Linked DNA regions of Homo sapiens: region 2 is linked to region 1. A link is an interaction called in ENCODE POLR2A ChIA-PET data of the cell type or tissue named here. Cell type or tissue: B cell. All regions are shown on one strand. Each heading gives the region's core, and the rest is flanking DNA. Links, peaks and the distances in the headings are about the cores only.

Region 1 (12,276 bases), core at 1,306-9,305:
GTCTCAAAAAAAAAAAAAAAAAAAAAAAAAGAAGGAGTATTAACAAGATACAAAGATGTAAAATACAAAGATGGTAAAATGCAGGATACGCACTAGATTTAGCCCACAAGTTGATGTGTGTGGAACATAGACCCTGGCTACTCAAAGGGTGGCCTGTGGACCTGCAGCACCCCCATCACCTGGGAGCTGGTTAGAAATGTGTAAAAAATTAGCTGGGCATGGTGGCACGCACCTGCAATCCCAGTTACTCTGGAGACTGAGGCAGGAGGATCTCTTGAGCCCAGGAATTCGAAGCTGCAGTGAGCTATGATAGCACCGTTGCACTCCAGCTTGGGCAACATAATGAGACCCCGAATGTAAGGGGGTAAAAAAAGAAAGAAACACAGACTCTTAGGCCCCACCCCACACATACAGAATCACAATCTGCACAAGTGATCCATGCACAGTGGAACACACTAGAGTGCAGGTCACACTGAAAGGCAGATTGTGATCAGGCCAATACGGAAGCTGCCGAACCTGTTGGTCAGGTGGAGGCTTTGGAGCAAGATGGGGTCGTATGTGAAATCTCCAGCCTGGCTCCAGCAACATCACTTCCCAGCTGTGGGAACTTGGGCAAAGTTACTTAACCAGGTTACTTAAATTGGGGTGATAACAGTACCTGTTCCTTGTCTCATAATATTTAAAATAGACTTCATTTTTTCAGAGTAGTTTTAGCTTCACAGCAAAGCTGTCTGGGAGGTACAGGATTTCTCATATAGCCCCACATAGACTCCCCGCTTATCAACATCCCCTGCCAGAGTTGAACATTTGTTACAATAAAACCTACATTAACACATCATTATCACCCAAAGTTCGTAGTTTGCATTAGGGTTCACTCTTGGTGATGTATATTCTATGAGTTTAGATCTGTATGATGATATCAATCCACTGGAGTAGTATCATACAAGATAGTTTCACTGCCCTGAAAATCCTGTGTTTTTCCTCTTTCTCCCTGCCTCCCACCTAACCCCTGTTGACCACTGATCTTTTTACTGTCTCCACAGTTTTGCCTTTTCTAGAACGTCATTTAGTTGGAATCTTACAGTGTGTGGCCTTTCAGAATGGCTTCTTTCACTTAGTAATATGCATTTAAGTTTTCTTCATGTCTTTTTATGGCTTGATAGCTCTTATTTGCACTGAATAGTAATACGTTGCATAGATGCATCATAGCTCATTCATCCATTCACCTACTGAAGGACCTCTGGGTTGTTTCCATAGTTTAGCAATTACAAATAAAGCTGCTGGCCAGGTGCGGTGGCTCATGCCTGTAATCCCAGCACTTGGGAAGCCGAGGCAGGCAGATCACTTGAGGTCAGGAGTTTGAGACCAGCTTGGCCAATGTGGTGAAACCTCATCTCTACCAAAAGTAAAAAAATTAGCCTGGCATGATGGCGCACATCTGTAATCCCAGCTATTCAGGAGGCTGAGGCAGGAGAATCACTTGAACCTGGGAGGCGGAGGTTGCTGTGAGCCAAGGTCATGCCACTGCACTCCATCCTGGGCAACAGAGCAAGACTCTGCCTCAAAATAAATCAAGCTGCTAGAAACATCTAGGTAACTTTTTGCAGACATAAGTTTTCAACTCATTTGGATAAATATTAAGGAGTGTGATTGCTGGATCCTGCCTCATAGGACTGTGTTAGGATTCATGTAAGTAATGTGCTTACTAATGTGCCAGGCACTTGGTAAATTTAAATGCTCAGTAAATGATTCTGAGAGTCAGGCTTGCCCCTAACATTTATGGGTCCCAGGACGAGAATACAAAGGCAGATCCACATACCCTTTGCTGAAATAGTTAAGGTTTTGAAACTTGATAGCTTTGTTCATGGCCAAGCTCAGGTTTTCACTTGACCTGGAGATTGACTAAAGGAGCCAGGCTCATCCCTCCAGGCTGCAAGCCCAGGCAGACATGGTATCTGCTGGGCAAGGCTGGGCATGAGTTGAAGACAGGGCCCCCAGGTGGGGACAGGACCCTCCTGCACCCTGGATGGGACTGATCCAGGAAGCTCTTAATAGCACTGAGAGTCCTGGGTCCTTCTCCTCCATGTCCCTCTTTTCCAACTCAGATGCCTCCAAGACTATACCTTCTGAGCCAGGGGCTGAAGGGAGCATCATTATCTGGGGAGGCCGTCCTGCTGAGACCCCTACCCTGGTTGATTTAGGATGGCCAATATCCCTTTCTCTTTGCCTGTTTCCCCAGGTAGGCTGTTCTTTTCTCCACCACTGCCCCTAACTCTACCCTGCAAAGAGGAGGGCAGGCCTACTTCAGCATACATGTCCTCTTGAATAATTCCATTAGCTCAATCTGTTACAGAACTTTCTAAAGAAAATCTTCTTCATAAGACCAAAAAGAAAAACAGCAACAATAAATGTCTTAGTGTTTTGGTATTTGTGATATGCAGGGCTCCTCTTGCCTGGCTCTGCGGGTGGCTCTGCCCATTGTTATGACAAAACCAGACTTTTGCAGGCATGGGAATCTTCAGAAATATTTTGAGCTGAGAAGTGACACACAGAGCTCAACTTTTTGGGCCCAAATACGGTAGCATGGACATGAAGATAGATTCAGTCAAATGCTGGAAGGTGGGTGAGTATTCTAGAAGTTTCCATGGCTCCATGGCACAGAATCTGCTGCCACTTCTCTCCCTGGGCCCTTCCTCAACACCATGTCATCCTCCTGGCAATCTTAAAACAGTTTCATGAGAGCTGGTTTAAGATGTTGTTACTTTTGAAAAATCATTTTCATTTAATTATTTAAGTGATAATTCTAAATCTTCCTTTTTTTTTTTTAAACAATTGTGTGGAGAAAATCGTCTCTTGGCCGGGCACTGTGGCTCACACCTGAAATCCCAGCACTTTGGGAGGCCGAGGCAGGTGGATCACCTGAGGTCAGGAGTTCTAAAGTAGCCTGGCCAATATGGCAAACCCTGTCTCTACTAAAATATAAAAATATACAAAAATTATCCAGGCATGATGGTGCATGACTGTAGTCCCAGCTACTCAGGAGGCTGAGGCTGAGAATCGCTTGAACCCAGATGACAAAGGTTGCAGTGAGCCAAGATCACGCCACTGCACTCCAGCCTGGGTAACACAGTGAGATTCTGTCTTATAAAAAAAAAAAAAAAAAAAAAAGGTCTCTTAAGAAATGATCACCGCTAGGATATCATCAACTACATTTTAAAACATAAACTTTGCTGGAGTCTTTGGGGAGTCTTTGGGGTCATTCAGATGTGTCAAGAGGCTCCATGTGTTTGTCCCTCTGCCTCATGATTTAAAAACATAATTTAAATCAAAACAAGAAGTCCATACCAAGGTTCAAAACAGAAGGATATCCTGCTTCAAGGTTTCAAACAAAGTTCATGTAAAGCAATGCGGCTGAATCTGTTTTTAAACTGAGTTTCCTCTTTTCCTGGGGTCATCTATAACTAAACTGAAATAAAGATCCATTCCCTTCTCCCCTCCCCTTTTTCCTTTTTCGTGGTGGCCTTTCTTTCTTCCCACTAGCCTGTAGCTTCTTCCCATTATTGTGTCCCTCCTTCTGACCCACCCTCCCTTTATTTCTCATAAAGAAAAGCGCCTTTCTCTGTGCAGTGGGGATTAGCTAACCAGGACCCCTTTTGGAAACTGGGTGGAGTAGAATACCAATCACAATACAGTGATTAATCATTGTCATTAAACAGAAAGCCATTTTGTCTTAGAAGAAAGTCACATCATGTTTGGAGAGTTAAGCACACCAAAGTCAGGAAATGCAAGATGGATGTGTACTTTCAAATGAGCTAAATTGTATAGATGAACATATATATATAATATTTATGTTATATTATATTATTTATAATTATAATACATTTATATTTATATTCTATGTGTTTATATATAAATATTGGTATATATAAATTATGTATATATGTTTATATATAAACATATTTGTATATATGTAATTACATATATATAGATACAATTTTTTTCCTGGCTAAAATTGCTAGTTTCACTTGAAAACTGTATCCTTTACTCATTATCCAATGAACTACTGGTATTAAAATATCAAGAATTCATATTTTTATATTTTCGGTGTTCAGAATTCACATGGCCTTTTGCATTTAGATTTTTTTTTACTTTTTTTATTTGTTTTTTTAACATTTTGAGGATGTGGGGCATGGTGGCACACACCTGTAGTCCCAGCTACTTGGGAGGCTGAGGTGGGAGGATCACTTGAGCCCAGGAGTCCAAGACCAGCCTGGAAAACATAATGAGACCCCATCTCTAAAAAAATAAATAAAAATAAAAAGTATATATTAAGGAGGCTTTTCAGGAACTGAGATAATAAAATAATAGTAATAAGAATAAAGAAATGTAGTTTGGGTGGGAATCACTCAGACATAACAGGAAGTGTTGCTTGCCAACATTTTGTGGCTAAAGTGGGTGGGGAAGAAGCATTAAAAATGCAGCTAACATGCGCGCTTACAAGTTTCAGTCTGGCTCAACAAACGCTGAATGCTACAACGTGCCAGCCACTGGGGGTACAATTAGGATGAAAGTCGGCTGCTGTGCTGAAAGAGTTTTCATTCCATCGGCAATTGCTACATTCACAGAAAATTTCAGTTGGATGTGCTTTGTTGACATCCAGATATGCATACTGTCATTGGGGCACCCATGCAGAGGAAGCCAGGGGGAGTCCAGGAAAATCTCCTAGAAGAGATGATGCCTGAGTCTTTCTCTTTTTCTTTTCTTTTCTTTTTTTTTTTTTTTGAGGCAGATCCGCTCTGTCACCCAGGCTGGAGTGAAGTGGCAAGATCTCGACTCACTGCAACCTCTGCCTCCCGGATTCAAGCGATTCTCCTGCCTCACCCTCCCTAATAGCTGGGATTACAAGTGCGTGCCACCACACCTGGCTAATTTTTGTATTTTTAGTAGAGACAGGGTTTTACCGTGTTGGCCAGGCTGGTCTCGAACTCCTGACCTCTGGTGATCCGCCTGACTCAGCCTCCCAAAGTTCTGGGATTACAGATATGAGCCACCGTGCCCCGCAAACTGAGCCTTGAAGAAAGAATAAGAATTATCCACTCGAAGAGAGATGGAAAGGTGTGGTATGAGCTATGCCCAGCCAAGACCAAGAACCAAATTGCATTTCCTGTACCCAGAACTCCAGGGCCCTCAGTGCAAAACGGTGGTCGGTGTTCATTGGCCATGGTGAGAGGGGTTGCAAGGAATTGGTAATTAACAATGTTTATCAAAATTTGTGGAATATTGACTTTTCCTGTAAACTAGAGTGATTGTTGAGGTTCTTTTGTTTACAAGTAGTGAATTCTTTATTAAATTCCCACAAGCTAAAATGGTGGTTTTATAGAAAGGAGTTGACCTGATCCCCAAGATAAAAATGCAGCCAGACCTGGAAAAATATCAGGAACTCCATGCTCATGTTCTACCACAGATCTTCTACCTCCATCCTGCAAAGCAGTTTCAGGATCACTCCATGCCCTGCTGACTGTAAATAGCTCTCTAGAAAAACCAACATGGGTCCAGGGAGAGCCAATAAGTACAAACGTGGGTCAGAGCATGATCTCCAGGTGACTGCTGTCCATTGAGAGAAAGGATGAAAACAGCAAAGTGGGGCCAGGTGCTTTGGGAGGCCAAGGCAGGAGGATCACTTGAGGCCAGGAATTCAAGACCAGCCTGGTCAACATAGTAAGACCCCATCTCTAAAAATAAAAATAAAAAAATCAGCTGGGTGTAGTGGTGCACATCTGTAGTCCCAGCTACTTGGGGGGCTGAAGTGGGAGATCGCTTGAGGCCAGGAGTTTGAGGCTGCAGTAAGCTATGATTGCACCACTGCTTTCCCATGTGGATGACAGAGTCAGGCTCTGAGAAAGAAAGAAAGAAAGAAGGAAGGAAGGAAAGAAAAGAAAGAAAGAAAGAAAGAGATAGAGAGAGAGAAAGAAAGAGAGAAAGGAAGGAAGGAGGGAGGGAGGAAGGGAGGAAGAAAGGAAAGAAAGAAAGAAGAAGGAAGGAAAGAAAGAAAGGGGAAAGAAAGAGGGAAGAAAGAAAGATGGAAAGAAAGAAAGGAAGGAAAGAGGGAAAGAAAGAAAGAAAGAAAGAAAGAAAGAAAGAAAGAAAGAAAGAAAGAAAGAAAGAAAGAAAGAGAAAGACAGTAAAGTGGAATGATGGAAATTTTGCCCACGCAATGGCTCAGTGTAAACATCAGACACTGCAGCATGGGAACTGGGGGTTCACTGAGAAACCCCAAAGGAACACACAGATGAGTGCATTTCCAAGGTGATAGCCAATCAATAGATTGGCACCAGAGGGACAGCAGTCCTTCTTAACCATATGCCTCATGGGGTCAGTCCACCTCAGTAAACCCTAACCACAGAGCACATGGCTTACATGTATGTGTTATCTGCTGTGTGAATGAACAAAGAATAAATCACAAAACCAATGTCAGGAGACTCACACAGATGTGTATGTTTCTTAAGATTAAAGGCAAGACTAAAGACATGGTGAAACCCCATCTCTACTAAAAATACAACAACAACAAAAAATTTAGCTGGGCCTGGTAGCCTGTAATCCCAGCTACCTGGGAGGCTAAGGCAGGAGAATCACTTGAGCCCAGGAGGCAGAGGTTGCAGTGAGCTGAGTTCACGCTACTGCACTCCAGCCTGGGCAATAGTGCAAGACTCTGTCTCAACAAAAAAAAAAAGAAAAAAAAGAAAAAAAAATACTAAAGACAGATGTCAAGAAGACAGAACAAACTTTATGTACTATTTATTATAAAATACCAGGCACTTTTCTAAGTGCTTAATGCGTACTAATTCATTTAGTCCTCCCTATGCTCCTATGAAGTAGGAACCCTGAATGTACTCTTTTTATTCATAAGGAAACTGAAGCGCTGAAAGGTTAGGTAACTTCCTCAAGGTCAGTGCACAAAAAGTGGAGCTGTGGCCGGAACCCAGGCAGCCTGGTCCCTGAATTCGTGAGATGCCAGCTGCCTGTTCGCTTGGTCTCCACATTCTCCCTTCTCCCCACTCACCCCACAGAGATTGCAAGCATGAGTTTCTCCACAAAAACAATCTAAGCACCAAATGGGTATTTAAATGAACCGGAAACTGAAAAGAAGGTAAGTTGATTTCAAGGGATAAAAGCATTAACATGATATTAGGTTGGTGCAAAAGTAATTGCAGTCCTTGCCATTTGATAAAAGGCAAAAACGACAGTTACTTTTGCACCCACTTAATAGTTTTCAAACTTTTGGGTTTTTTGGTAGCAGAACATTTCCTCCCCAGTGTCTTCTTTAGAATTCAGTAAATACAGCTGGGCATGGTGGCTCATTCCTGTAATCCCAACACTTTGGGAGGCCGAGGCGGGCAGATCATCTGAGGTCAGGAGTTCCAGACCAGCCTAGCCGACATGGTGAAACCCTATCTCTCTACTAAAAATACAAAAAAATCAGCCGGGCATGGTGGCACGCACCTGTAATCCCAGTTACTTGGGAGGCTGAGGCAGGAGAATCGCTTGATCCCGGGAGGCGGAGGTTGCAGTGAGCCAAGGTCGCACCACTGCACTGCAGCCTGGGTAACAAGAGCGAAACCCCATCTCAAAAAAAAAAAAAATCAGCAAATACAACAGAGACAGGTAGAACAGCTCTGGTGGAAGCAAGGGACAGTGCGAGAGCTTCACTGACCCTGGCTCTGCATCAACTTCCACTTTGGCTCCATGCAGCTTAAAAGACTGAGGGACTCAATTACAAGTCACATCTCACATCAACGAGTGATTGGAAAACGAGGAATACTGGAATCAATTCACCTGTCCTTATTATCTGAGCTGGTATCAAATGCTCAGAGTTTTGAAAAAAATCAATTCGAGCCAGTTGCAACATTTTAATTAGGAGCTCTCCAGCTTGATCATTAAATATTCTTATAATGAAATGTTTCTGACTCTGTTTTGCATCTCTGTCCATTTGATAGAGTATCAGCGACCTCTTTGAGAACAGGAGAATAGCTGAGAGGAAGGATTAGGATGAAAAAAGGGGAAAAGCAAAGTTAAGGCCTCTGTGGGGGCGGAGAATATTGAGACAGCCTTTGTGTAGAGATTTTGAAGCAAGTTGCGCTCTGACTCTTGAAATGAATGGCTTAGAGGGTGGTTCTCTTGTTTATTTGTTTTCTTTACTTTTCCTCTTCTGGTTCCTCAAAAGGACAGGATATTTAGGATATGTATTCTTCCTCGGTTTGTTTTTTTCCTGAATGTTCTCAAAGCAGTCCAAATTGTCTGTTTGGTGAGGAATCGTCTCCCCTGCTGCGCTATCTGGCGTGCTCTATGTAGTACCTAGAGCCCAGGTCACCTAATATTTCCAAAATGGTTTTTCCAAAGATGCATGACTAAAGGTCAGAGGTTTCCTTTTGTATTTAAGTAAATCCACACATCCTCTGCCACCAGCATTCCTACGGAGATGTTGATTTCTCCTGTCCATTTCAACTTATGCCTCTGACTTCACTGATGCAGCCAGATCCTGCACCCCTTGGTGTTCCTCTCCAGGGAGGACCCACTATGTGCTTCTTCCCTCCAGGAATACTGGTGAGGGTCAGGTGCTACACAAGAATGTTGTGCAGTCAGGCGAATCTAGGATTGAACTGGGCTCATTCGCTTACCAGCAGCACCTCTTTGGGAAAGTTTCTTTCTTTTTTTTTTTAATACAGTCTTGCTCTGTTGCCCAGGCTGGAGTGCAGTGGTGCAATCTTGGCTCACCACAACCTCCACCTCCCAGGTTCAAGCGATTCTCCCACCTCAGCCTCCTGAGTAGCTGGAATTGCAGGCACTCGCCACCACGCCAGGCTACTTTTTGTATTTTTAGTAGAGATGGGGTTTCACCAGGTTGGCCAGGCTGGTCTTAACCTCAAGTAATCCACCTGCCTCGGCCTCCCAAAGTGCTGGGATTACAGGCGTGAGCCACCACACCCAGCTCTCTTTGGGAAAGTTTCTTAAACTCTTATTGTCTCTGTTTCTTCATTTGCAAATTGGAGATCAAATAATACCTATTCTGGCCAGGCACAGTGGCTCATGCATGTAATCCCAGCACTTTGGGAGGCTGAGGCAGGCAGACTGCTTGAGGCCAGGAGTTCAAGACCAGCCTGACCAACATGGCGAAACGCCATCTCTACTAAAAATACAAAAATTAGCCCGTCATGGTGGCACATACCTGTAATCCCAGCTACTCAGGAGGGTGAAGTGGGAGAATCGCTTGAACTGGGGAGGTGGAGGTTGCAGTGAGCTGAAATTGTACCACTGCACTCCAGCCTGTGCAACAGAGCAAGACTCTGTCTCAAAAATAAAATAAAATGAAACTATTTCTGAGCTCTACTGAACATTAGTGAAACAGCTAAATCCATTTATATACAGAATCTTCTAGTGCATAGAAAAACCAACTTATTACATGAAGCTAGCATAACTTTGCTTTAAAAATACACAAAGGTAGCAAAAGAAAATAAAACAATGGACCAATCTGACTTATAATATTTTATTTGGGATTGTTCATCTATCTTCAAACCAGCGACGTTCATTAAAAACACACAAACATCAATCCAAGAAATATAGGATGATTTTGAACCATTAGAAAAATATCATGGTTAGGCCTGGTGGGATGGCTCACGGCCATAATCCCAACGATTGGGAGGCTGAGGCAGGAGGATCACTGTAGCCCAGTTGTTTGAGACCAGCTTGACCAAAATAGTGAGACCCAATCTCTACTGGAAAAAAAAAATTAGTCGGGCATGGTGGTATGTGCCTGATTAAGGAAGAGCACTGACTCAGCCTAATAGAGAAAGTGAACATCAAAATGCCTGTGGAGGGGACTATCACTGAGAAGTAGGGGGGTCGTGCCACAAATTCCTGAAAGGTTCAGGAGTAGGTTTTTAGAAGGTGGAGTAAGGAAGGAATGGAATAAAAACAACAAGGTTGGTTGAAAGCCTTTGAATGGAGAAGCTGAACCTCTAAGTTTCCTTCACCATCCCAGTGGGAAATAAAAGGCTTATTTTTCTGGAGTGTTTAAACCAGGGGAGCCCTAGACTCCAGTGTACCAGTGGAGGACTGAGTAGCCATTTCCTCAGGGGCTGAGTCGGGGGGCGGGGGGTTGGGGGAAAGAAGAAAAAGAAATTGGGAGACTGAGGTGGGAGGTTTGCTTGGGGCCAGGAGTTCGAGACCAGCCTGGGCAATACAGTGAGACTTCATCTCTATAAAAAAGTAAAATAAATAATAATAAATTTTTTTTTTGAGATGGAGTCTCGCTCTGTCACACAGGCTGGAGTACAGTGACATGACCTCGGCTCACTGCAACCTCCACCTTCCAGGTTCAAGCGATTCTCCTGCCTCAGCCTCCCGAGTAGCTGGGACTATAGGTGTGCACCAACATACCTGGCTAATTTTTGTATTTTTAGTAGACATGGGGTTTCACCATATTGGTCAGGCTGGGCTTGAACTCCTGACCTCGTGATCCGCCTGCCTCGGCCTCCCAAAGTGCTGGGATTACAGTTGTGAGCCACCGCCCTTGGCCATAAAATTTTTTAAAAAGAAATTAATCCTGTCTAGCATTTACTGAATGCTAAACATGTGCCAGGTTCTGTTCTAAATGTTCCACATGCATTAATTCAGTTAATCTTTGTACAATCTACCAGACAGGAAAAAAAAAATGTACAAAAGTAACCAAGACAGTTTTGGGTTTGTTGGGTTTTTTGTTTTGTTTTGTTTTGGTAGAAACGTTGGTCTCACTATGTTGCTCAGGCTGGTCTCAAACTCCTGGGCTCAAGCAATCCTCCTGCCTCAGCCTCCCAAAGTGCCTGCCTCTGCAGGCATGAGCCACCACCCTCAGCCTCAAGGCAATTTTTAAAAAGAACAAAAAGTAGACTTGCCCTATCAAGTATTAAAACATACTAAAAAGCTCTGATAAGTCCAGGCGTGGTGGCTTACACCTATAATCCTAGCACTTTGGGAAGCCAAGGCAGGAGGATTGCTGGCAGCCAGGAGTTCGAGGGTGCAATGAGCTATGATTACATCACTGCGCTCCAGCCTGGATGACAGAACAAGACCCTGTCTCTTAAAAAAAAAAAAAAAAAAAAAAAAACTATGAGAATTATAACAATATGATTTGGGTGTTGGAAATAGACAAGTTAGATTAATTAATTGGACATGTTAGATTAATTAATGTTGAAGTAGACATGTTAGATTAGAAAAATATAGAAACTGACCCTTACATATGAGAATGAAAGACAAGATCAAAATGATGTTTCAAACCAGTAGGGAAAAATAATAATTCCATAAATTATATTGGAACAATTGACAATATACCCACTTGGAAGATATAAATTCCAGATGAATTAAGGGCAAATCTAGTATTAAAAACATGTATATACATGAAAGGACTGAGAACATTATGCTGAGTGAAATAAGCCAGGCACAGAGTGATACATACCATATAATTGCATTTATATGTGTAATATAAAAAAGCTGAACTCATAGAAGTAGAGAATAGAATGGTGCTTACCAGAGGCTGGGGGCAGCAGGGGAGAATGGGGAGAGGTTGGTCAGTGGGTGCAAAGTTACAGGCAGATAGGAGGAATAAGTTCTGGTGTTCTATTGCACAGCACAAAGACTACAATTAATAATAATGTATATTTCAAAACAGCTAAAAGAGGATTTAAATGTTCTCAACACAAGAAATGATAAATATCTGAAGTGTTGGATATGCTAATTAGCCTTATCTGATCATTCCATAATGTAGAAACGTATCATAACATCGCATTGTACCTCATAAATATTGTATTAGTCCATTCTCATGTTGCTAATACCAACACATACCTGAGACTGGGTAATTTATAGAGGAAAGAGGCTTAATTGATTCACAGTTCCACAGGGCTAGGAAAGCCTCCGGAAACCTACAATCATGGTGGAAGGAGAAACAAACATGCCCTTCTTCACATGATGGCAGGAAGGAGAAGTGCAGAATGAAGCAGGGGGAAAAGACCCTTAATAAAACCATCATATTTCGTGAGAACTCACTCATCATCATGAGAACAGCATGAAGGTAACTGCCTCCATGATTCATTTACCTCCCACTGGGTCCCTCCCCATGACACATGGGAATTATGAGAACTACAGTTCAAGATGAGATTTGGTGGGGACACAGCCTAACCATATCAAATATATATAGTAATTGTTGGTCAATTAAAAATTTTAAAAAAACACGTTTGTACACTTGGA
Region 2 (12,276 bases), core at 1,417-9,416, 49 kb before region 1:
TCCCTCCTCCTCCCTCTATGATGTTAACTTCTTTGATGCTTTTTGATTTAATGCATAGTAAAACATTAAAAATAACTTACTATTGGGTGAGGAGCTCTTGGAGTCAAACCATGAAAATATTCTCGTTGACTAAACTAACTTGACACATTTTAATTCATGAATCACTCTTTGAATTGGCCTTCTATTGCTGTGTGGCAAACTCACCACAAACGTAGTGGCTTAAACCAACATACACGTGTATTATCTTAAAGTTTCTGTAGGTCAGAAATCTGAGCATGGTGTAGCTGAGTTTTCAGCTCAGAACCTTACAGGGATGAAATCAGTGTGTTAGTTGGGATTTTGATATCATCTGAGGTTTTCAAGATCACTGACTGTTGGCAAGCTCAGTTCCCATTTCCTTGTTGACTGTAGGCTGGAGTTGGTAGACTCTCCACTCCTAGGGGTTGTCCCCAGGTGTTTGCATCAATTACCCCACAGGTCGTTCACAACACCATTAGCTGTTTGCTTCTTCAAGTCTGACGGAATAATCTTAGCCCTTCTTTTATAGCTCACCTGATTAGATCATGTTCACCCAGGTAACCTGCCTTTTGATGAACTCAAAGTCATCTGACTAGTCACCTAATCTTTGGTGCGAATTCCCACCACGTTTACAAGTCTTACCCACACTCAAGTGGAGAGGATTATGCAGGGTGTGTACACCAGGGGACAGCGGTCTTCAGGGCCACCAATCTGTCTTCCACATTCCTCATGTGACTCTCAGTTGCCTCAGTTCTAGAGCAGCTGGAAATTAGTTCTGATTTCTTAAGATACTCTGTGTTTTCCTGATCACCTCTCAGGCCAGAGTGAAGCTGGTTTTTGAAGACATCTTAGCTCTGATTTCTTGGTTTTATCTTCTCCTGAGAATTTTTTCTCTCTTTAGATTATCTTCCTTCTGGGTTAAATCCCTGTGCTTCCTTCATACCAGATTTCTCTCATTCACTTGGCCCTGACCCTTATTATATTTGTCCCTGGTTAACAGCATTTTAAAAACCTGTTAACATTTTTTTTAATTAAAGTCAGGTTTATTGAGCCACCGTTTACATGCAGTAACATCCATCCTCTTTAGAGTTCAGTGAATTTCAACAAATGCATACAATCATGTAAATCACCACAGTCAAGATATAGAACAGTTTCCTTAACAATGCAAAGAATGTCCTTGTGTCCTTCACAGTCAACCTCCTGAACCCCTAAGCCCTGGAAACCACAGATACGTTTTCTTTTCCTAAAGTTTTGCCCTTTCCAGAATGTCTTACAGATATAATCATATATCATGTAGCTTTAGTAAATCCCTAAATCATAACATAATGCATTCATCCATATTGTGTGTATTGTTGATGAAAAGAGTCAAACTCCGTAAAATATTTCAACAGATTTATTCTGAGCCAAATATGAGTGACAAGTAACCTGTGACACAGCCCTCAGGAGATCCTGAGAACATGCGTCCAAGGTGATCAGGACACAACTTGGTTTTATACATTTTAGGGAGACAGAAGTCATCAATGAATACATGTACAGTGTACGTTGGTTCGGTCTGGAAATGTGGGACAACTAGAAGCGGCAGCTTCCAGATCATGGGTAGATTAAAAGAAGTTCTGATTGGCAATTGGTTGCAAGGGTTATTATCAATAGAAAGGAATGTCTGGGTTATGATAAGGAGTTGTGGAGGAAGCCAAGGTTTAATCATGCAGATGAAGCCTTCAGGTAGCAGGCTTCAGAGAGAATAGATTGTAAATGTTTCTTATCAGACCTAAGGGGTCTATTCTATCAGCAATTCCTAAAGGGAGGAGGGGATCACGAGGCATGTCTGGCTTCTTCTTCCCATCGTGGCCTGAACGAGTTTTTCAGGTTAACTTTGGAATGCCCTTGGCTGAGAGGAGGGGTTCATTCCCCACAGCTGGGGGGCTTAGAATTTTATTTTTGGTTTACAGTATCAGTTCTTCTTCTTCTTCGTATCAGTTCTTCTTCTTCTTCTTCTTCTTCTTCTCCTTCTTCTTCTTCTTCTTCTTCTTCTTCTTCTTTGTGTCCAGTAGAATTTGATTATATAGATAGAGTGCAGTTTGTTACTCCATTCATCAGCTGAAGGATATTTGGGTTGTTTCTATTTTGAAGCAATTAGAAGTAAAGCAGCTATAAATATTCACATGCAGGTATTTGTGTGTACTTATGACTTCACTTCCCTTGACTAAATATTTAGGGGCAAGATGGGAGGTCATATGATGAGTGTATATAATAAATTGCCTGGCCAGGTGCAGTGGCTCATGCCTGTCATCCTAGCACTTTGGCAGGCCGAGTCGGGCAGATCATCTGAGGTCAGGAGCTCAAGACCAGCTTGGTCAACATGGTGAAACCTCATCTCTACTAAAATACAAAAATTAGCCAGGCATGGTGGCAGATACCTGTAATCCCAGCTACTCAAGAGGCTGAGGCAGGAGAATCACTCGAACCTGGGAGGCAGAGGTTGCAGTGAGCTGAGATTGTGCCACTGCACTCCAGTCTGGGCAACAGAATGAGACTCCATCTCAAAAAAAAAAAAAAAAAATTGCCAAACTCTTTTCCCAAAGGATTGAATCATTTTGAATTCCCACCAGCATATGTGACAGTTCCTGTTACTCCATGTTTTCAATAACACTTAGTATTATCAGTTTTTCCTTATTTTTTTCTTGATTTTACCTGTTCTAATAGGTGATGATATCACATTGTGGTTTAATTTGCATTTCCCTAATAAATGATGATTTGAACATAGTTACATTTGCTGGTTTGCTATTCATATAGCTTTTTTGATGAAGTGTTTGTTCAACTATCTTACCCATTTAAAAAATTGGGTTGTTTTCTTATTATTGTATTTGAGAGTTTTAAAAAATATATTGGCCATGAATTTTTTATTAGATATGTGTTTTGATATATTTTTTAGTCAGTGAGGTTTTTTCATTTTGTTTTTCAAAGAGCATTATTAAAAAATTTTTTAAGTTCAGTTAATCTAGTGTGTCCTTTTGTGGATCATGCTTTTGGTGTACCTAAGAAATCTGCCTAACCCAAGATCACAAAGATTTTCTCCTTTTTTTAAAAAGAGAAGTTTCATAGTTTTAGATTTAAATTTAGGTCTGTGAGACATGTCATGTTAATTTTTTACTACGATATAAGGTATGGATTGCGATTCCTTTTCTTTTCATTTTTGCATGAAGTGTTCGATTATTCCAGGATTATTTGCCAAAAAGATGATCCTTTTCCATGGAGTTGCTTTTGATCTTTCACTGAAAATCAGCTTACTTTATATATGTATGTTGGTCTATTTCTGGACACTATCAGATCTGTTCATCTACATTGTCACTGCTTTGATTACTGTAACTTTATAATAACTCTGTAAATTAAGTAGTATGTGTCCTCCAACTTTGTTCTTTTTCACACTGCCTTGGCTATTCTTGTTCTTTGTCTTTCCATATAAATTTAATATCATGTAGCTGATTTCTACAAAATAACACATTAGAATTTTATCAAGATTGCCTTGAATCTATAGATCAATTTGGGGGGAATTGACATTGTAACACTATTTAGTCTTCCATTCCATGAACACGGTATATCTCCTAATTTATTTAGATCTTATTTCAGTGTTTTCTGGTTTTCAAGTGTCAGATCTTAGGCATATTTGGTTAGATATATACTTATATATTTAATGATTTTGATCCTATTATATTCAGTAAGTTTTTCTTTGAATTTCAAATTCCAATTATTTATGGGTAGTATTTAGAAATACTATTAATTTTGTATATTGAATCCTATGACTTATGAAACTCACTTATGAGTTCTAATAGCTTTTTCATAGATTCTTTTGGGTTTTCTATGAAGATAATAATTTCTTCCTTAAATAGAGATGATTTTGCTTCTTCCTTTATACTTACAGACCTTTTATTTCTTTTTATTGCATGATCATGCCAGTTAGGACCTCCTATACACTCCTGAATATGAATGGTGGGAGAAAACATCCTTGCCTTGTTTTCAGTCAGTATAATACTGACTGTTGGTTTTTTGAAGATGTTCTTTATCAGGTTAAGGAAGCTCCTTCTATTCCTAGTTTTGCAAGAGGTTTTTTCATATTTTCTTAAAAAATTATGAATGAATATCATCAGTGCTTTTTCTAGAGATGTTGATATGGTAAAATACATTGATTGGTTTGCTAATGTTGGACTATCTTTCCATTAATGTAATATAATGACATATTATCCTTTTCATGTATTGGTGGATTCAACTTGCTAATTTTTTGAGGAATTTTGCATTTAAGTGCTTGGAGGATATTAAACCATAGTTTTTTGTTTTTTTTTTTTCTTATAGTGCCTTTTTCTGATTCTGGTATCAGGCTTATATTGGTCTTTTAAAATAAACTGGGAAGTATTTTCTCCTCATCTTTTTTTCAGAAGAGTTTGTGTAGAATTAGTACTAATTCGTCTTTGGTATTTGGTAGAATTCACCAGTAAAACCATCTTGACATGGAGCTTTCTTTGTCAGAAGATTTTTTTAATTGGAATTAAGTTTATTTAGTAGATATGGGAGTATTCAGGCTAATAGTTTTCTCACTCTTTAATAGTTTGTGTCTTTCAAGGCATTTGTCCATTTTATCTAGTTTTTACATTTCTGGACATAAAGTTGTTTATAATATTCCCTTATTATCTTTAATCTCTGTAGTGATATTCTCTCTTTCAGTCCTGATAGTATTAAATTGTATCTTCTGTCTCTTTCCTTTTCTTCACCAGTATGCCTAAAGGTTTTTCAATTTTTTTATTCTTTCAAAGAACCAATTTGTTGCTTTCTCGATTTTCTCTTTTGTGTTTATGTTTTCAGTTTCATTGATTTATGCTTTTATGTTATTTCCTTCCTTCTGTTTGTTTTGGGGTTAATTTTCTTTTATTTTCCTAGTTTCATAAAATGAAAGTTGAGTTCATAGATTTGAGATTTTCTTATTTTCTAATACAAACATATAATGCTGTAAGTTTTCCTTTAAGTACTTCTTTAGCTGCCTCTATACATTTTGATATATTGTGTTCATTTTCATTCAATTCAAACTATTTTCTAATTTCCTCTTTCACTCATTGGTTGTCTCGTGTTGTTTAATTTTCAAGTATTTGGGGGATTTTCCATACATAATTCCTGTATTGTTTCTAGTTGAATTCTGTTGCAGAAACTGTATTTTGTATGATTCCAATTCTTTTAAATTTTTTGAGGCTTGTTCTATGGCCCAGGATATATTTTATATTGCGGAAACTATCACCATTGTAATCCATGTCAAACTAAATACTACTATTTCTTTCTAATTTCTCATACCTTTTCCTTGCGTATTTCTCTAAACAGCACCTCTTAAGGGTGACCACTGAAAAAATAGGAATGTTATTTATAATTTTTCAGCTAGTAAAGAGGATGAAAAGGAATAAAGGAAACTCCAAACTTGATTAATTCAATAGTAGACACAAAATAAGAAACAGGCAGCCTTATTATATTTGTACTACACATAATGAAACAGACACCTGAGATGTTCAGTAACATGCCCAAGGTCAAGCAGCATGTAAGTGGTGGATCTAGTATTTAAATCAAAGTTCCACGCCAGAGCTCAAGACTGTGACCACTGGAGTGTACAGTCTCCCTAGAGATGTGTTGAGATAAATTAGGCTAAAAGGAAGAACATTTGACCAAATGAATCAGCATTATTTTTTCTTGAGCTTTATTTTGACATTCACCTAACCCGGCTAAGCCAGCTTCTATTATTGCTGGAAGAATGACAATATCCATAAATAGACAATTACCTGCTTTTTTTTCTGAAATGTTTTATATGTTGAATTAATAAGCTATCAAGTAGTACCTTCTAAGAAAATGAATATTAACACTGGGTTTTTCTGTAAATTATGGAAAACTATGCTTTGCTTTTCCTCTTTCTGCCCTGCACCATGGAGATACTCCACAAGACATGAACTTTCACTCTACCTGCTTGTTCTCTGGATTCACTTAAAGCTTGCTTGCTGCTTTTAGGAGGCCAAATCCAGAAAAATTCGGAAAGAACCTTGAGCTTCAGGCTTCATACTAACTCCTGAGCATATAGAGACTCGAATCAAAGAGAAACAGGCATAATTCAGCAGTCCCTTGAGCTACCCGATTGTGTGTGTGTGTGTGTGTTTGTGTGTGTGTACATGTGTTTAGAGGCAGGGTCTCGCTCCATCACCCAGGCTGCAGTACAGTTGTGTGATCATAGCTCACTGCAACTTCAACCTCCCTGGGATCAAATGATCCTCCTGCCTCAACTTCCCAAACAGCTAGGACTGCAATCAGATTTAGTGTGTTTTGAGAAAGCTCTATCAGGGTGGAAGTGGGAGGCCTTTTGGGATATCTATTCTAAGGGACTTTGAGTGGAAAAACAGGAGGATTTGAGGGAAGTATTGTTAGGTGCCAGCAAGTGACTTTTTAGACAGCTTTTTTGTATGTGGATGCATTATTTGCCAAGTTTTTTCCCTTTATTCTCTCTCAAATGTTGCCCTGGTTTAAAAGCTCATTAATTTATATGCAATCCAATGTGAGGATAAAGTGTAATTCAGAGGTGCAACATTCTGATCTCATTGTTTCCCACCAATTTGGTTAGCTAACCTCTGTACAAAATACAATCTTCAAACTACAACTTCAAGGCTTTAAAAATTGAGGATGAATGTTATTTTAGGCAAGCCACAGTTGCCCTAGATCCTGCCCCATGTTGTTTGAATGTGCCCTGCTTTGTATGAATAATTCCTGCATGTTGGCAACACCAAGAGATTTTTTGGAGCTAAAATACAACTCACAGTGTAACCACAGTAGGGCCGAGAGATTTGCCACACAGGGGATGTGGGCCCCTGGGGAAGCTGGCGTTCGTATTAAAGAAGCTCATTAGAGCTAAGGGTTAGCCACAAACCTGCTCCCTTGAGGGAAGAGAAACGCTAAATACATTTTTTCTCTCTCATTCCCACAGTTCAGAACAAAGGGTTTAAATCAGTCAGCTCTTGTTATCTGTGCTTGTGAGGAATGGGAACAGAATGGATAAGCCAGGTTCAGTGTCTTTAGTTTTAGTGAGTAGTCTTTACCCTACACCAGGGTGAACTTTTGCTGAACTGTTTCCAAGTAGCAAGGGTGCCTGGAATTGAAAGCCTCCCTTTCTTTCTTTCTTTCTTTCTTTTTTTTTTTTTTTGAGACGGAGTCTGCCTCTGTCGCCTAGGCTGGAGTGCAGTGGCTGCGATCTCGACTCACTGCAAGCTCCGCCTCCTGGGTTCACCCCATTCTCCTGCCTCAGCCTCCCGAATAGCTGGGACTACAGGCGCCCGCCACCACGCCCGGCTAATTTTTTTGTAGTTTTTTAGTAGAGACAGGGTTTCACCGTGTTAGTCAGGATGGTCTCTATCTCCTGACCTCGTGATCTGCCTGTCTCGGCCTCCCAAAGTGCTGAGATTACAGGCGTGAGCCACTGCGCTCAGCCGAAAGCTTCTTTTTCTTGGCACGGTGGCTCACACCTGTAATCCCAGCACTTTGGGAGGCCGAGATGGGCCAATTACCTGAGGTCAGGAGTTCCAGGCCAGCCTGGCCAACATGGTGAAACCCCATCTCTACTAAAAATACAAAAATTAGCTGGGCGTGGTGGTGGGCACGTGTAATCCCAGCTACTTGGGAGGCTGAGGCAATAGAATCACTTGAACCCGGGAGGTGGAGGTTGCAGTGAGTTGAGATTGTGCCACTGCACTCCGGCCTGGGCAACAGAGCGAGACTCTGTCTTAAGAGAAAAAAAGAAAAAGAAAGCCTCCTTTTCTTTCTGAGACAGGAAATCTGTGTTTAGCAGAGTCTCACCTTGGGCTTTGGGTGAAGAAAAAAGACTCCAATTCTTTGAAGATAGTAGAAGAGTTCCTCAGTTGTGGGGGGGTGCCAGATGGGTCCAAAGTAGGTTTATAGGTAAGCACATGCACACACACATACATATTTTTAAGTAAAAATGGAGAGGAAAAATAAAGAAATAGGAAAATAGAAGAAAATAAAGGACTAGAAGAGGGAAGATGAGAGACCACAAAAATTCTAAAACTTACCATATTTCACTAAATCTAAAGGCATCATAGATTGTTACTTTATGTACCACTATGAAAGAAAAAATGCTCTAAATTAAGCCATGATTTGACATGGATTGTATGTAAGATGCATCTTGATTTGGGAGATATTATAACAAAAAATGTGTAACTTGGAGTTAGTGAAAATTGGTAGCGCCTCATCTTTTTCAGCAATTTTATTTGCAAGTGTTCAAATAGCTGAAATATAACAGAAAACATTGTCTTTACTCTTTGGTCATTTAAAAATCTTGGGTCCTGTGCCGGGTGCAATAGCTCACGCCTGTAGGATCCCAGCACTTTGGGAGGCTGAGGCAGGCAGATCACAGGGTCAAGAGATAGAGTCCATTCTGGCCAACATGGTGAAACCTCACCTCTACTAAAAGCACAAAAATTAGCTGGACGTGGTGGTGTACACCTGTAGTCCCAGCTACTCGGGAGGCTGAGGCAGGAGAATCTCTTGAACCCAGGAGGTGGAGGTTGCAGTGAGCCAAGACTGCGCCACTGCACTCCAGCCTGGTGACAGAGCAAGACTCTGTCTCAAAAAAAAAAAAAAAAAAATTGGGTCCCGCAATATCACTTCAATACTCTTTTGCAAACAGTTGGGTATTTCCTTTGAAGCTACAGATTTTTTCCATGTTAGTGTCTAAAATATTTTTTAACATCCTCAAAACATTTTTGCAGACTTCAAAGGGAGAGTTATTAACTAAAGAGTACATCAGGAATAGGCCTGGGTGGTTTGAATCAGTTCATATAAATCATTAAAAATTAATCAGAAGTATTTATGAAAACCAGAACATAATTTCTCTGTGACCTCTGGATAGAAACGCTGAAACATCTGTCTTATTCCTATGTGTACTGAAACAAAGAGTATTGACAGTCCTGTTTTCTCTTTGACTTTTGGTTTTTAAGAGGTATTTATGATGGGCTTTCAGCAGGGCATGGATGAAGAAACTTGGCATGAAACAAATATCTAGTTTGGCCTAAAAAGAGATCATCTAGCATTGCTCTAGGCAAGTTTACTCTGAGATAGTTAATTCTATGAAGTGAAATTTTTTTTTAAAGTGAAACCAAAGCCCATTTATGTAATAAGGTTAATCTCAGTATTTTTTGTTATCACTCCTTACAGCCTTTTTATTTTATAAATATCCATGCATTTTCTTGACATACATTCTTCATATTCAAATTTATTCCTCTAGAGAGATTCTCATTAGAGTTTGTTTTTCCTTGTGAAAAGCAAACACTGAGAGGGAAAATAAGAGAATGATGCAGAAGGAATTATTAAATTATAGTATCAATCCAGTGTTGAGAGATCACTCTGGGGACAGAGCTGTGCTCAACTTAGCTGACTGCAACAGGCTGGGGTTGAATCCAGGACCAGGAACAGGACCCGGCCCTGGAGCAGACATCTCGGGGAATGGACTCACTCTGCTACAGATGTGAGTTGAAGTCCAGTGCAGCAGGGGTCATAAGTAGTTGAAAGATGGATGAAATGGCCGGACGCAGTGGCTCATGCCTGTAATCCCGGCACTTTGGGAGGCCGAGACAGGCAGATCACTTCAGCTCCGGAGTTCGAGACCAGCCTGGGCAACATGGTGAAATGCCAGCTCTACTGAAAATACAAAAATTAGCCAGGTATGGTGGCGGGCGCCTGTAGTCCCAGCTACTCAGGAGGCTGGGAAGGTTGCAGTGAGCTGAGATTGTGCCACTGCACTCCAACCAGGGTAACAGAATGAGACTCCGTCTCAAAAAAAGATGGATGAAAGATCACAGCCTTCAGAACTCCAAGTATTAGGTAGCCAGTATCAGCCCACTTGTGTATGTTGGTACCACTGCTAATAAAACATAATATTCACTGAGTACTTAGGGCCAACTATTGTCCTAAGTGCTTTATATCTATTAGCTTATTAAGCCCTTGCAAGATCCTTATAAAGTTTCACAGGTAAGAGCATGGAGGCCAGAGGGGTTAGCTGGGTTCCCAAGAACACACAGCTAGAAGTGACATCCAAACTAGGTCCTTTAACACCATGTCTGTCTCCTGGATCTGTGGAAGAGGAAAAGGACTCCAGTCCCTAGGAGGTGGACTGGCAGGAGAAGAAAGCCCTCTAGTTCTGCAGGAGTACTGGGCAAGTTCCCAGGAAGAGACGTGGGCACAGGACAAGGGACAAATCCAGAGCACACAGTGGATACTGGAACTTGGGAACAGAGCAGAAAGACCAAAACCATTGTGAGAGGCATAACATTCAGTTGCTGGGCATCAGACTCCAGTTGGCTGCCTAGCAGTTCCACAGAGTTCCAACCCCACCTAAGGTCGGATTTCTTCCTAGCGATTTGATGAGGTCGAGCCAGTAGATGAAGTGGGGATAGGATAGGGAGCAAGTGACTTAACAGTTAGGAGGGAGGAAGCTGGAAACTAGGAAGGGTCAGACCCACAAGAAAGTGTATGTGTTATTAGTATTAATCACAACAGATGCCTGAAGATTTCAGTTGTATTTCACGTTGTCTGCATTTCCTCCGTTTATCATTTGAAAGCTTGCTGGTCCCATGAAACTTAAGCATGCTATGTATATATACAAAAAATATGCTTGTATTAATCTGTTCTCATGCTGCTAATAAATACATAACTGAAACTGGGTAATTTATAAAGGAAAGAGGTTTATTTATTTTTTTAATTATATTTTAAGTTCTAGGGTACATGTGCACAATGTGCAGGTTTGTTACATAGGTATACATGTGCCATGTTGGTTTGCTGCACCCATTGACTCGACATTTACATTAGTTATTTCTCCTAATGCTATCCCTCCGCCAGCCCCCGACACCCCCTCCACAGGCCTCAATGTGTGATGTTCCCCGCCCTGTGTCCATGTGTTCTCATTGTTCAACTCCCACCTATGAGTGAGAACATGCAGTGTTTGGTTTTCTGTCCTTGTGATAGTTTGCTAAAAATGATGGTTTCCAGCCTCATCCATGTCCCTGCAAAGGACATGAACTCATCCTTTTTTATGGCTGCATAGTATTCCATAGTGTATATGTGCCACATTTTCTTAATCCAGTCTATCATTGATGGACATTTGAGTTGGTTCCAAGTCTTTGCTATTGTGAAGAGTGCCACAATAAACATATGTGTGCATGTGTCTTTATAGTAGCATGATTTATAATCCTTTGGGTATATACCCAGTAATGGGATCCCTGGGTCAAAGGTATTTCTAGTTCTAGATCCTTGAGGAATCACCACACTGTCTTCCACAATAGTTGAACTAATTTACACTCCCACCAACAATGTAAAAGTGTTCCTATTTCTCCATATCCTCTCCAGCATCTGTTGTTTCCTGACTTTTTAATGATAGCCATTCTAACTGGAGTGAGATGTTATCTCATTGTGGTTTTGATTTGCATTTCTCTGATGACCAGTGATGATGAGCATTTTTTTTTCATGTGTCTGTTGGCTGCATAAATGTCTTCTTTTGAGAAGTGTCTGTTCATGTCTTTTGCCCACTTTTTGATGGGGTTGTTTTTTCTTGTAAATTTGTTTAAGTTCTTTGTAGATTCTGGATATTAGCCCTTTGTCAGATGGGTAGATTGCAAAATTTTTCTCCCATTCTGTAGGTTGTCTGTTCACTCTGATGATAGTTTCTTTTGCTGTGCAGAAGCTCTTTAGTTTAATTAGATCCCATTTGTCTATTTTGGCTTTTGTTGCTGTTAGTCTGATGGGCTTCCCTTTGTGGGTAACCCAACCTTTCTCTCTGGCTGCCCTTAACATTTTTTCCTTCATTTCAACCTTGATGAATCTGACAATTATGTGTCTTGGGGTTGCTCTTCTCGAGGAGTATCTTTGTGGTGTTCTCTGTATTTCCTGAATTTGAATGTTGGCCTGCCTTGCTAGGTTGGGGAAGTTCTCCTGGGTAATATCCTGAAGAGTGTTTTCTAACTTGGTTTCATTCTCCCCATCACTTTCAGGTACACCAATCAAACATAGATTTGGTCTTTTCACATAGTCCTATATTTCTTGGAGACTGTGTTCGTTTCTTTTCACTCTTTTTTCTCTAATCTTGTCTTCTCACTTTATTTCATTAATTTGATCTTCAATCACTGATATCGTTTCTTCTACTTGATCGAATCAGCTATTGAAGCTTGTGCATGCGTCACG

What was found. ChIA-PET counts read pairs that join two places held together with the same protein. Peaks named below come from ENCODE experiments on the same cell type or tissue, not always from the same donor. Only the 100,000 strongest peaks of a DNase experiment are listed, where the experiment ranks them.
Region 2: POLR2A ChIA-PET joins it to region 1 with 10 read pairs; 15 of 35 experiments call an interaction of 5 or more read pairs at or near these places.

Annotation. Positions count from the first base shown.
Region 1 is chr10:24,874,711-24,886,986 of GRCh38, reverse strand. All of the region lies in intron 3 of PRTFDC1 (phosphoribosyl transferase domain containing 1), which reads left to right. Among named protein-coding and RNA genes, the nearest start is that of PRTFDC1, 72 kb to the left of the region's middle. In B cell, for the core only: no CTCF peak of the experiment used is centred there; a DNase peak (open chromatin) is centred at 4,476; H3K4me3 peaks cover 364 bases; H3K27ac peaks cover 1,030 bases.
Region 2 is chr10:24,923,996-24,936,271 of GRCh38, reverse strand. All of the region lies in intron 3 of PRTFDC1 (phosphoribosyl transferase domain containing 1), which reads left to right. Among named protein-coding and RNA genes, the nearest start is that of PRTFDC1, 22 kb to the left of the region's middle. In B cell, for the core only: no CTCF peak of the experiment used is centred there; no DNase peak of the experiment used is centred there.